Regions from separate parts of the Homo sapiens genome. Here region 2 is linked to region 1. A link is a contact called in ENCODE Hi-C or POLR2A ChIA-PET data. All regions are on one chromosome and are shown on one strand. The core of a region is the stretch at or near the end of the contact, and the rest is flanking DNA. Distances in the headings are between cores, read along the strand shown. Region 1 holds the start of MCUR1 (mitochondrial calcium uniporter regulator 1). Region 2 holds the start of ATXN1 (ataxin 1).

Region 1 (4,132 bases), core at 978-3,477:
AAAATTTGGCAAGGATGTGGAACAACCGAAACGCTCATCTATTGCTAAGAGTGTGAAAGGGTGCAGTCGCTTTGGAAAAACAATTCAGCAGTGTCTAAAGTTAAGCTACCATATGATTCAGCAATTTGACCCAGATACTTTCCCCAACAGGGATAAAAATTATGTCCACACAAGGTCTTATACAAGAATGTTCATAACGCCCTATGCATAATAGCCAAAAACTATAAGCAAAGCAAATGGCCATTAATAGAATGGATGACCGCTTGTGGTATGGTCATACAATGGAATACTATTCAACAATTAAAAGCAACTAATTACTGATACAACAGCATGGATGAATCTCATTGATATTGAAGTCAGACGCAAAGCAGAAGAAAGACACAAGGCAATGCATATTGTAGGTCTCCATTTACATGAAGTTCAAAAAAAGACAAAACTAATCTATGGTCATTGAAATTTGAAAATAGTTGGCCGGGCGCGGTGGCTCACGCCTGTAATCCTAGCACGTTGGGAGGCCGAGGCGGGCAGATCACAAGGTGAGGAGTTCGAGACCAGCTTGGCCAATATGGTGAAACCCCGTCTCTACTAAAAATACAAAAATTAGCCAGGCGTGGTGGCAGACACCTGTAATCCCAGCTACTCAGGAGGCTGAGGCAGGAGAATTGCTTGAACCCGGGAGGCAGAGGACACAGTGAGCTGAGACTGCACCACTGCACTCCAGCCTGGGTGACAGAGCAAGACTCCGTCTCAAAAAAAAAAAGAGAAAATAGTTGCCTTGGGGTGGTGGTGGATTGTCTGGAAAACTGGCACAAAATAACTTTCTGGAGCAATGAAAATGTTCTAGATCTTGACTGGGTGGTATATACAACTGCTAAATGTCATCAAGTTGCTAAATGACATTTATCAACTGCTAAATGTCACCTAAGTCTGTGGAATTTACTGTATGCAAATTATACCTCAATTTTTAAAAATTACAAAGGACTAACATTAAAGTTTGTGCCACAGTTTAATCGTTCCTCTAATGTTGTGCACTATTTTCCCATTTTTTCACAATCACAAATTATGATACAATGACTATCTTTTGTGCATATGTGAAATTACCAATATTAAGCATTTTGACCCATAAAAATGACAAGTTTGTATAGTCAAACCTAGTAGATATTTAATATTTTGGATTATTCCCATTATCCCCATTTTTAGTTAGGTGACTTGAGAAAAGTTTACAAATTTTTGTTGATACTCATTGCTAAACTGCTTTTTCTACCAATTTTATAAATGTATACTCCTTTTACAAAAGTGTCTTAGGTTGGTGCAAAAGTAATTGCGGTTTTTGCCATTACTTGCAATGGCAAAAGCCGCAACTACTTTTGCACCAACCTATGACTTGAATCCTGTTTTTCAGTTCTTCAAATTTTGATAGACACTTATCTTGCACATCCATATGCACGCTCCTCTCTTCCCAGCACTTTGTACATCTCTCATGGCTCATAACACATTCTTCCATCACGTATGTGTACACATATGGCTGTATAGGAAAACAGCTTCTGGAGGATAAGAACAATTTGTTTTGCGGTTTTTTATTTTTAATAAAATCTCCTAGCTTGGTGCCTTATGCATTTCATTTATTTATTCAACTAACATCTTCCAAATTCACATAAGGGACCAGTTATCTGTGAATGGTGTAACAGGCCTTCAAAAAGTCCACGAAACTAAACATTACCAGTTTCAAATATACCCGACAGGTCTCATTTTAACATTCATGCCCCACGTTTTAAGTTCCCAGATTGCTACCTTCCCATGTTTTTGGTGCTCTAATCTGGAAACAAAAACTCTGAAAATTTAGTTTTGAATGTATTATGTGAGGGCCTTTCCCTGGGCCCTGCTAATAATTCCTTAAAATGCTCCCCAGAACCACATGTTTGGGGACTTAGGATAATCAGTGAAATCTAGGGCAGCCTGTCGGTCTGAGACTTTTCACAGGACTCTGAAGGGCACCGGGGTAATTCCTTTTTAAGGACAGCAGTGCAGTGAAAATGCAAATCGTGACAGCAACAAGCTCCTTCCAGTTCCGGAGTGCCCGCAGGCTCCTCCCGGTCGCCGCCGTCGCCTAGCGAATGGGGTGGGGGCTCGCACGGTCCCCGCATCTCGGAGCGCCACGGCGGGCTCCTGCCGCCCCGCCCCACCCCACCCCCGGCGCGCGTCCCGAGCCCCGCCCGCGCGCCCGGCAGGAAAGGGCGGTCCTGCGCTGTGGCCCACGCTCGCTCCCGCTGTCGGACTCTGGGCCTGGACCGCGCGTGGCCGGCGCCAAAAGCGAGAGGCATGAGCGCGCGCCCGGGCCAGTGAACTGCTCGGGGATGGACTGCGGCTCGGTCGGCGGCCAGAGGACCCAGCGCCTGCCCGGCCGCCAGCGGCTTCTCTTCTTGCCCGTGGGCCTCAGCGGAAGACCGGGCGGCAGCGAAACCTCAGCACGCCGCTGCCTCTCTGCGCTCTCCGACGGTCTGGGGGCGCTGCGCCCTCGCGCCCCGGCGGCCCGCGGCGGCGTGTCACGTGCCTCACCGCTGCTCCTCCTCCTGCTAGTGCCCTCCCCGCGCTTGGCCGCCGCAGCCCCGCGCCGGCAGCTCGGGGACTGGGAGCGCTCGCGCCTCGGGTATGCCGCACCCCCGGCCGGGCGCAGCAGCGCGTGGAGGTGCTCACCGGGCGTCGCCGCTGCCGCCGGCGCCCTTCCCCAGTACCACGGCCCGGCGCCTGCACTCGTTTCCTGCAGGAGAGGTGAGGCCCGGGCGGGAGAGGAGAGGGGGCTCGTCTCGCGGGGTTGGACGGCGGGGCGGGGATCTCAGCTACAGCCTCCCCGAGGAAAGGCCCGGCAGGCCGGAGGGCGGGTCCTCCAAGGCCACCGGCATCTGCCCGGAGCGTGGGTCGAAGGTCCGGGCCCGCCCTGCTCGGCCGCGGTGGCGGGGCTTAGCCCAGAAGAGACGAATTCCTGGGAATCCCGGGCGCTAAAGTTGGAGGGAGGTGCGTGCTGGGGCGGGGAGTTGGTGCCCGCCCACTCCTAGGGTCTGCTTTTGGGCGCCGCCTTCCAGGAGTTCTGTTTGGCAGCGCCCAGCCTGTTGGGCGTTCAAGGGGAAGGGGTGTGTATGTTTGAGCAGCAAAGCTCTGGGAAATGAAGGGATTGCTTTACAGTTTGATTTCAAATTCTGATGGAATCATTAATTCGTGGAGTCCTAGCGTCTGCCCTGTCCCTGGCGCTTTTCTAGATGTGTGAGATATATCAGTCCACAAAATCTTCCCTCTGGAGCTTAATTCTAGCAGAGCAGACGCAGTAAATATGTGTGTGTGGATATACGTATGCATAATTGATGTATATATAATTTATATATACAAATAATTTTTATATATTCGTAATTCGATGCCTGGTATAGAAAAATAGGATAAGGCTTGGGAAGTGGAATGGGTCTCCAGTTGTGAATTTAAATAGGGTGATCAGAATCGATTTCATTGAGAAGGTAGCATTTAATTAGAGTCATGCATCTCTTCAGGACAGTCGCCTACTGAGAAATGAGTCATTAGGCGACTTCTTCCTTGTGTGAATATTGTAGAGTGTGCTTACACAAACCTGGATGCTACAGCCTACTACACACCTAGACTATCAGGTAGAGGCTAGTGCTCCTAGGCTACAAACCTGAACAGCATGTTACCGTACTGAATACTAGAGGCAATCTGAACACAATGGTATTTGCGCATCTAAATGTAGAAAAGGTAGAGTAAAAATATGTATTATAGTCTCATAGACCACTGTCGTGTGTGCCCCTCTGTCCTGGGCTGAAAGGTAGTTGTGGGGCTCATGACTATTTAAAGGAGGTGAGAGAGATCACTGCCCTGGAGATGAGGAAAGTAAATAGAATCAATTTATTAGATAGCATATTGTTGATTAAAGAAAAAAATCATTTCTGATAATCAACAGACTTGGCAAAATTATCACTTTGGGCAGTCTATACATATTCATTAGTAGCCATCACTAACTACACATTTTTCATATTTTCTTCAACAGATAGGCCCACTAAATGTTGACCATATCTATAATTTAAGAATATCATTGGCTGGGGTAAAAACTGATTAGTAGAGCAATAAAGTG
Region 2 (4,132 bases), core at 1-2,500, 2.9 Mb before region 1:
CCGCACTGAGCGCCCTTAGTCTGGAGGCGCCTCCTAGTCCTCCAGGTGCCACACCTGTTGGCAAGGTGCACCCATCCGAAGAAGATTCCTTCGCGTGGAGGTCACACCTGGCGGCGAGACAGGCGGAGGGGCGGGGTGGTGGGAGTCGGAGACCGCACTGAAACCCTGAGTCCAGATTTAAGTTCCTCGTCGATTCTCGAGAACTGCCATTTGATGCTCCGGTTGCTTTCTCTGTCTCCTACACTGGTTACCTCATTTCCGATTAAATTAATGATCCGAAATTAGCTGCGAGAGGAGTGCGCGGGTCTCCTTTCCAGGCTAGAGCGGAGTAGTTCCATATCAAAGCCGATTTCCGGACCTGCGTGCGAAGAGAGAAAGAGGGCAGGGTCGGGCGGTCGCCAGCGTTCGCCGGCAGGAAAGGTGAGGGTACCTGTGCAGTCGGGGGACCCCTTGAAACTTTCCGGAGTTGCACGCAGAGGCAATCCCCGCGGCCCCCAGGCCTGGGTTCCGGAACGCCGAAGCGACGCCGGTTTGTGGCTTAACGTGCAGCTGATGATCAGAGTGAGCCCTCTCAGATGCTGCTCCGAGCGCCTGGGACCAAGGACACGTCGGGATTAGAATGGGCCGACCTCCCCTCCCCGCTGGGGTGTTGCATCGGCTCCCAGCTGAAGCCTGACAGCCCTTGGGGGAGTCCCCCAGGTTGCCTGAGTAGCGCCCCGTTGTCGTTCAGTCCCCTCCAACTAGGTGCAGGGACCCAGGGAGGCGCGCGAGGACCGACCCGTCACCGCTCAAATTACCTCATCGCCCAGCTCCCCGCCCCCTTCCCAAACCTGGAAGGAACCTTGCCCTCCGGTCCGCGTCTCCCCTCCCCCGCACCCCATCCCGAGCCACTCTTTGGGAAAGGTGCCCGCCTCCCCGGGCGGCGCGCAGCGAAGGGTTAAGGGCGCGGGCCGGCCGCCGCGCGGTGCGCTCGCCGTGCTCTGTGCGGCTCGCCGGGCCGCCCGCCAGAGGGTGCCCCCCACCCCCATGAAGTCGGATCCTTGAGCTGCGGCGGCGGCAGCCAACTGCTCCATATTTGGCTTCTATTACACATTTACATACTGGAGCGAGCGAGCGAGCGAGCGCGAGAGAGCGCGAGGGAGGGAGGGAGGGCGGGCGGGCGGAGGGAGGAGGGAGGGGAGGGGAGCGGGAGGAGGGGGAGGAGGAGGAGGAGGAGGAGGAGGAGAGAGCAGAGTATACCGCAGACATCATTTCTACTACAGTGGCGGAGCCGTACAGGACCTGTTTCACTGCAGGGGGATCCAAAACAAGCCCCGTGGAGCAGCAGCCAGAGCAACAGCAGCCGCAAGACATTGTTTCTCTCCCTCTGCCCCCCCTTCCCCACGCAACCCCAGATCCATTTACACTTTACAGTAAGTGACTATTTTTTTTTCCTCCTCCGATTCTTTCCCCCCTCCCCCATTCCCTTCTCCCCTTATTTAGATTAAAATCCCTCCTCCCCCGATCTCCCGAGAGGGGCAAAAGCAACAACCAGCAAACAAACCCAAAACCCCAATCGGCTGCACGGAAAACAGCTGGAAGAGGAGCGAAGGAAATCGACGCGTCGTGTTCTGTGTGTGTGCGTGTGTGTGTGTGTGTGTGTGTATGTGTGTACATACAACCGTCCCCGGCTCCAGGCTCCCGGGCCGACACCCCCACTCTGGGCGCAGGGGCGGCCGGCGGGGGGGCTGTCAGGGGCTGGGTGGGCGCCCGCCGGGCTAGGGGGCGCGCCCGGGCGGGGGGCGCGGGCGGGGAGAGCGGCGGCGGCGCCCCGCTCCCCCGGCTGCTGGTCCGGTCGCAAGTGCGGAGAGCCATGTCCTCCTCCCTCCGGGTGGCGCAGGGGGGAGGCGGCGGCTGGGGTTGGGGGGTGGTCCCTTTCCCGGCCGCCCTCTTCCCATTCCTCCTCCCCGGAGAGGGCGGTGAGAGAGAGGGGGTCTCACGGAGGGCTGGACTTCTCCGCGGGTGGTCGCCCGGCCTCGGCGCCCTGGGGCGGGGGTCTCCCCTCGGAGGGCCGGCCTCGCCGGGTGTGCGGCTGCGGGCGGGGAAGGGACTGCTCCTGCAGCCGGGACGGGACTTTGCGCGCGGCCGGGTGCCGGGCGGGGGGCGCAGAGGGGTGGCCTCGGGGACCGCGCGGGGGTAGCGGGTGTGCGGGTGCCTGGAGCGCGGCTGGAGTGGCGGTGACGGCCCTGGCCGCCGCCGCCACCGCCGCCCTGTTGGTGCGGCCGCTTCCTGATCATGTGCAGCGGCAGCCGCCGCCCGGAGCCGGGAGCCCGCGAGCGCCCCAGTCCGGGCCGGCGCCCCCGCCAGCACCCGCGGCAGGAGACGAGGAGCCGCGGCAGGCGCTGCCCTGAGCCGGGAGTGAACGGCTGCGCGGCTGCTGGGAGGGTGAATGAAGCCAGGAGGAGGGGAAGGAGGAGGAGGCGGCGGCCGCCGCGGAGGAGGCGCTGCGGGGATTGGGATGCGCCCTGGAGCCCCACTGCTCGTTCACTCTGGGCCGGGCCGGAGACTCTGCCACTCCCGGGGGCGCCGCCGCCTCCTCCTACGTGGTTCCAGTGCTGCGCGCAGGCCGGTCCCGCAGGGGGCAGGGAAGGGGGCCGGACGGGCGGAGCGAGAGGTGAGGCGGTGTCGGAGCGCGGCGTGAGTGTGAGTGAGTGTGTGAGTGACTGTGTGTGTGTATTTGTGCGCGCGCGCGCCGGGCGGGGGGCGAGGGCCGTCGCGACGCGGAGGGGGCCCTTCCTTGGCTACTTGGCTGACTCTGCAGCGCCCCGACCCCTCTTCAGCCCCCCGCCTTCAGGCTGCCTTCTTAAACTCCGTGGCTTGTGCTTTCATTTTGTTTCAGACCACGTAGGGGGCTGACTGAAAGGGATGAAACAATTCAGGTTTTCTAGGGAGATTGAGCAAGAACCTTAGTGGGGGTGGAAGTAGGGTGGTGATCGAGACTCTGCCAGAAAACAAAACAAAACAAAAAAAAATCCGTTTCTAAGGACGGCGGGGATTCGGTTCGAGCCCGTGGCTGCTCTGTTTTGTTTTGCTTTCTTGGTATATAATCCTACAGATAAAAGGGTAATATAAATATTTGAGAAGAGGGAAATTGCTGAAGAGTAGTAAGGGCAAAAAAAAAAAAAAAAAAAAAAAAAAAACAGTCGGAAGAAGCTGGTTATATAATGCGCGATGTGGCTAACAAGAAAGGCAAGCTATTTTTATTTTGTTTACCGTATGCTGTGCAGTAGGGACTCCTCCAAACTGGTTCTGTCCCCGAAGAGATTCTTAGCTTCCCTGCGAGATCCACAGGATACAATTAGCAAAATTAGAAGACCCTATTACACCCACAGAATAAAAACTAATGCCTTACAGTGGCTTTCTCCCTGCACATCCTGTCGTGCATGCACGGGAATGTGTGTATGCAAATAAGTTCTCCTTTGGCAATCTAGTAGTCACATCTCAATGACATTTGTGTTTTATAATGCAGGCTGTTTTTAATATTTAAACATCATTGTTATATATTGCACACAGCAGTGGGTAGTTACTTGGTTATTTTTAGGCACAGCTAGTTACTTTTTCAACAGTGTTAGCTGAGACATTTCTGTTTGGGTTTTTTAGGAGGCTGCAGTTCCTAGAAGCCCCCCTTAAGCCCACCCTTCGGTTTATTTGATGGGTAAAGGTAGTTTGATACTTGAGCTTTTTTTGGAGTGAAGCTTATGTCTGAGGAAACCACCAGAGAGAAGAGAAAATCCTGCACAGGAACTCTTGGAAAGGGATTGCACCATAACGGCTAGCGCTGTGGCATTTAATCTCCTCTGATTGCCCTCTCACTGTGCATGCATCAGTCAATATTTTAGCAGCTCCGCAAATAAATGGACTTGAATGCCATCTTCTACATAAAGCAGAGGTTGAAGGGCTCCCCTGAACCTCCTGGCTGCCTGTCAGTGGTGTAGGTTTTCGGTGCACTTACTCCAGTCCTGATCACTCATGTAATTAGATCAGGCTGCCATGGCAACAGACAGTGTTCCTCGTCCATTCAGGTGGGTTTGTCTTGTGCCTGAACTACTCCAAGTGTTTTATGCACAGCATTTATGCTGCCCAAGCCAGACGA

Evidence for each region. A loop is a pair of places that touch in the nucleus more often than their neighbours do. ChIA-PET counts read pairs that join two places held with the same protein, here RNA polymerase II (POLR2A). Pooled maps may share reads with other maps.
Region 2: a loop to region 1 is called in a map of naive thymus-derived CD4-positive, alpha-beta T cell, with 10 times the contacts of the local background. The contact joins the promoter of ATXN1 here to the promoter of MCUR1 in region 1. A Hi-C loop is called at or near these places in 1 of 168 maps with a recorded cell type or tissue (naive thymus-derived CD4-positive, alpha-beta T cell) and 8 of 50 pooled maps. POLR2A ChIA-PET finds 5 or more read pairs at or near these places in 1 of 52 experiments (WTC11).

Annotation. Positions count from the first base shown.
Region 1 is chr6:13,812,652-13,816,783 of GRCh38, reverse strand. It overlaps MCUR1 (mitochondrial calcium uniporter regulator 1), which reads left to right and starts at 2,227. Exons shown (of 9, transcript NM_001031713.4): 1 at 2,227-2,769. The coding sequence starts at 2,355. LOC107986571 (a long non-coding RNA gene) reads right to left here and starts at 2,974. Exons shown (of 2, transcript XR_001743986.3): 1 at 2,695-2,974. RefSeq lists an enhancer at 1,760-1,859 and silencers at 2,020-2,289, 2,370-3,039.
Region 2 is chr6:16,758,578-16,762,709 of GRCh38, reverse strand. ATXN1 (ataxin 1) reads left to right here and starts at 1,250. Exons shown (of 8, transcript NM_001128164.2): 1 at 1,250-1,412. It overlaps ATXN1-AS1 (ATXN1 antisense RNA 1), which reads right to left and starts at 1,572. Exons shown (of 3, transcript NR_136240.1): 1 at 1,544-1,572; 2 at 431-591; 3 at 1-358. RefSeq lists an enhancer at 1-796 and silencers at 797-1,116, 934-1,149, 1,157-1,316, 1,793-1,922, 1,993-2,472 and 1 more.